Regions from separate parts of the Mus musculus genome. Here region 2 is linked to region 1. Evidence: chromatin loops called from intact Hi-C (ENCODE). Cell type or tissue: heart. All regions are shown on one strand.

What was found. A loop is a pair of places that touch in the nucleus more often than their neighbours do. Peaks named below come from ENCODE experiments on the same cell type or tissue, not always from the same donor. Only the 100,000 strongest peaks of a DNase experiment are listed, where the experiment ranks them.
Region 2: a loop joins it to region 1, with 2.3 times the contacts of the local background. A loop is called at or near these places in 5 of 42 quality-filtered maps.

The regions. Positions count from the first base shown.
Region 1 is chr13:109,821,054-109,823,553 of GRCm38, forward strand. The region is part of intron 7 of Pde4d (phosphodiesterase 4D, cAMP specific); the gene reads left to right. Among named protein-coding and RNA genes, the nearest start is that of Mir1904, 82 kb to the right of the region's middle. In heart, no CTCF peak of the experiment used is centred here; a DNase peak (open chromatin) is centred at 1,508; H3K4me3 peaks cover 1,571 bases; H3K27ac peaks cover 2,500 bases.
Region 2 is chr13:109,887,515-109,890,014 of GRCm38, forward strand. The region is part of intron 7 of Pde4d (phosphodiesterase 4D, cAMP specific); the gene reads left to right. Among named protein-coding and RNA genes, the nearest start is that of Mir1904, 15 kb to the right of the region's middle. In heart, no CTCF peak of the experiment used is centred here; a DNase peak (open chromatin) is centred at 977.

The DNA.
Region 1 (2,500 bases):
GTGTGCCTGTGGATGTATGTGGACACCAGACAACAATCTCAGGTGTCCTTCTCAGAAAAACCATCCAATTCCTTTGGGGGCAGTGTCTCCTTTTGGTCTGGAGTTCATCAACAAAGGGAGACTGGCTAGCCGTGGAGCCCCAAGTACCTTCCTGTCTTTATCTCCCCTAAGCTAGGATTGCAAGCACAAACAGATGCTACCACACCTTGAATTTTAACATGGCTTTTGCAGATTTAACTCAGATCCTCTAGCCCACAGTCAGTTTACCAACTGTCTCCCCCACCTTCATCACACACACACAACACACACACACACGAAATACAGAAGGAAAGAAAGAAAACAAGCTTAAAAATAACATTTATTTTATTTTAAAAGATCAGCACTGGAATACCATGACAGTGTGAGCATTAGTTTTTTATCAGTCTTGTGGGGGTAATGACTGTGTGATCTTGAATACACCATACAACCGTCTTTGGGCTTCAGTACCTCATATGAATGCAGAAGGGTTGAGTGAAGTACAGGCTGGCATCCTTCAGTGTCAGGATTCTAAATATTTCTACACAGAACTAATAGCTCTACCTTGAGGTGTTAAACAGAGTTTCTTCTGAACAGTTGCTCCTACTAAGTTGGTTATAGGCAGTTTGGCAATCTTAGAGAAGTGATTGTACCAACATTTGATTCATCTGTATTGATGTCAGACAGGCAATGCCTGCTTAGATTAGGTGTTCACCATCCTGCCATGCTAAGTGTCCTTGGGTCTTTACAGCCTTCCAGTTGAGCTATAGCCAAATCTGAAATCTGAAGGTAGAGTTGAACCCTAATAAACTTGACTGCAAACAGAGGCTGTTTCTTTAGCAGCATAATAGCAGTCCGCAGCTCCCGGGGAGGAAATGAATAACGAACTTGAACTTAGAACCTAGTGCGTCCCTTGAAAGTTGAGCACGTCAGTGAGATTTCTCCAACAGTTACACTGACAGTAAAATGTTCAGTTCACAGTGATACCGTTTTATACTGAGCTATGGTTATTTTCTTCATCCCCACAATCTTATTTCTTAAACAAAATGTTTATGAAAAGGAAGGAAAAGGTGTTCACTGCAGTATGAAGTCAATATGGTTCTGATTCAGAGAGTAAAAACCAAGATCACTTCAAGGACTGAGCCTGCAACACAGTATAAGAAAATAATCTTCTATCAAAAGCTTTAGTGAACCCTAAAGACAGACCAGGAGCAGGGTTGGCTGGCTTCCATCCTGGGATCAGAAGCACGGAACACGGATCTGCAAGCTGAGGGAGGTCTACATTCTACTCAGCAATCTTGTCCCCTTTGGGTCCTTGAAGGAGAGGACACTAGAGGACAGGATCCTAACTGACAAGCCACAGACTAAGGCGGCTGCTTTGCAGAGCACAACTCTGGCTTGCTGGAACGAAGGAGCCTTGCCTTGCTGAAATCCGGTCCGCGTTTTGCTGAGAGCCCAGACGCTGTGAATAAGAGGAGCCTCTGAGGGCTGGTTTCTGATGTCGCACTCGGCACGATAAGAATGCCATTGACGTCAGCAGAGTCATCATCAGGGAGAATGGCACCCCAGCTCTTGAAACCACACCAAGCAATTGCAGTGCTTTTGAAAATTAAAAGCCGGTGCTGGGGAGTGGGGGCGGGGAGGGAAAGGCGCTGAGGGGAAGCAGTGGCTCCAACCGAACTGTCTTTCTTTTGTGCATTTCCTGTATTTTCAAAAAGAAGAAGAAAAGCAGACACACAGTGCTCCCCTGAGCATGCACACACACACACACACACACACACACACACACACACACACACACACACACAGCTGCAGGGGCTCCTTCAACCTAAATGAGAGCATTAAGGAGAGATAAGGAGGGACTAAGGGAGGAAGAGGGAGAGAGAAAGAGGGAGAGAGGGAGGGAGAGAGACAGAGAAAACAGAGAGAGAATATGATTTTAATTTGTTAACATTTCTGAATCCAGATAAAACAAACTTTGCCACCCAGCTGCTGGACAGAAGCCCCGAGCCACAGGGGAAAACATCAGCCAATGAGAACAGAATTGCTGAACCCAAACTGATAGCTTACACTGTGTGTCCACACACAGATTACAAGAGAGGAATTAAACACTTCAAAAGAGCTACTGCAAAGTAAACCTCTCCTCCCCACACTTTCCACCACACACACACACACACACACACACACACACAGACACACACAGACACACACACACAGACACACACACACACACACACACACACAGACACACACACACACACAGACACACACACACACACACAGACACACACACACACAGACACACACACACACACACACACTATTCAGAGCTTTTGAGTGTCTGACTGAAAAAAACTGACAAAAGTTGAAGGTTTGGAAAGGGTCCGCGCTAGGCTGTGTGATGTCAGCTTCCAGAGGCAGTCCTAAGAACATCACCTCACGCTGAATTCAAAGGCCACCTAGTCTGGAAAAGGTCTTGGAGTTA
Region 2 (2,500 bases), 66 kb after region 1:
TTTCGAGACAGGGTTCTCTGTGTAGCCCTGTCTTGGAACTCACTTTGTAGACCAGGCTGACCTGGAACTCAGAAATCCACCTGCCTCTGCCTCCCAAGTGCTGGGATTAAAGGCGTGCGCCACCACCGCCCTGCTTGCCCACAGGTTTTCTATTCTGTCTCTAACAATGGTCTCTGGAATGGCCATTTCCAGACAATGAATCCTGGGCATCATCAGCTTTAGACTGGTAAAACTTTCCTATACATTTAGGCACTTTGGCTTTCTTTCTTTCTTTCTTTCTTTCTTTCTTTCTTTCTTTCTTTCCACCCTCCTTTGCTCCAGCATTGTAGCTCACTGGCTTTGCCTCCATTACACCGAGGCTTCCACCATCAACAGTTTGGAGACGTTGAGAATGAAGACACAGTTTTTGTTCATTGTAAGAAAGAGGCCAAGAGCCAGAAGTAGTCTTTGCTGTTTTCGTGAACCACACTGTCCTCTAGACCGTAATCCAGTCCGCAAAACCTGGTGTACTGACACCCTCCCCGGGAGCCATGGCCAGGTCCCATGACCTTTGTTAAATGTCCCTGAATTCCGCTTGTCCTGACTACACTGTGGAACACAGCCTATTGTTGCTTTGTCAAGCAGTGCCTCAAGATTGTGAACTTCTTAAAGCCAAAGATCTTCTGATTATAGTTCTGTACATGGAACATCTCACAGAATCCCGGGTCCTCTGGGTACTCAACAACCTTTTATTGAGCGATAAAAAGTGAAGCAAATATTTCAATAGACACGGGAGGATCGTAGTAGCATCTAGCTCTCTAACTTTGTCTGTGGAAAGGGCTCGCTCTTAAGAGCAACAAAACTGATGCTGTGAATTTGCTTTACCTCCTGAACCTCTCCCCTGGAATCAGCTCCTGAGTGTCTCCCTCCCTCAATGGTTTGAGGACCAACTTCCTTCCCCCTGGGCCTTCCTGCCCCTCCTGTGAAGACCTTATCATCTGCGTCACTGGAGTCTAAGCAGGGCTTCCTCCAGGGAGCTTCCACATGACGGAAGCAGGCAATGAAAGGCAGGAACTTGACCATCTGGATGATCCAGTGGCAAGTAAGAAAAATAATTTGAAATTAAAACAAAACAAAACAAAAAGAACAACTCACTGTGGCCAAATATGTAGACAGGGCTGACAGGAAACTTGATATAAAAAATGTAGAGGTGAAGGCATCTATAGATGTGAAAGACTGGCCAGGAAGAGTTGTCTCTAGAGGGCCTTTGCAGAGACTCGCTGAAGTGTGGATGAAATCCAGACCATTAAAGAGTCTTGGATATTGTGTGGAGTAAGGGTATATATTTCTTCTATTGATGAGATGCTCTGGAAATATAAGATTACGAAATGAGAGGTATTGAGAGTAGAAACAGTCCCCAGAAATGCAGGGAATAGTTAATTGTTAAGATTTTAAAGGACTGCACAGGAGAATAAGGGTACATGGAATGATATGTTTTCCTATTTGGTGATTCAGGGGAGGGCTGGTACACAGGTGTGACTTTGGGAAATAGTATTCTCTGGTCTGTCAGGTCATAGATCAGTGTTAGGCCACGAGGGTCAAGTATCTGGCGTCAGTTTTTGTTTCTTGAAGCTTGGCTTATAGAATGTCCAGTTGGTCCAGTGACAGCTGAAATCACTTGGCTTAGGCCATTCCTGAATAACTGGTAGAGCCAGAAAAAGAACCTGTCTCTTGACTTCAAATCAAATAGTCCTTCATGGACCCTATGTTGGCGTGTTGCATGCAAGAGACACCTTTATTTTTTTACTTAATCTTTTTTTGAGATGGATTTTACTATGTTTGTCAGTCTTATCTCAAACGCATACTTTTACGCTCCTCCTGCTTCAGCCTCCTGAATGCTGGGGATACATGGTTTTGCCACCACGCCTGGCAGTGTTTAATTATTCTACCTTGAAATGATCAACTCCTGGTGGGACTTGCTACAATACTACTCTTAGGAAGGTTTCTGTTACCAATGGTCAAGGCTGTTGATAGGAAAGGCAAGCTCAAGTCTGTGAGATGAATCAATGGGTGAACTTCTTGCCACCTGAGTACAAGGGTCTGACTTGGAATCCCCAGAGCCCATAGGAGCTGGATATGGATGCCCAGGTATCTCACTGCTCCTATGGTAAGATGGAGGTGGAAACAAGAATCCCAGGAAGCTACTGCCTAGGTAGCTTGGCATACCTGTTTCAAATAATCCAGAAGGAACAATAGCTGAGGTTGTCCCGGGACTTCCACGCATAGGCTATGGCAAACATTTGTCCGAGTGTTTCACATACACAAATACACAACGTGCGTGTGCATGTGACAGAGAGTGAGACAGAGACACAGAGAGAGAGAGAGAGAGATGGAGACATAGAGAGTCAGAGTCTTATTTAGGGTTATTATCACTGTGATACAACACCATGACCAAAGCAACTTAGGGAAGCATAGGTTTCTCTGGCTTCAGCTTCCCATCACTGTTCATTTCTGAAGGAAG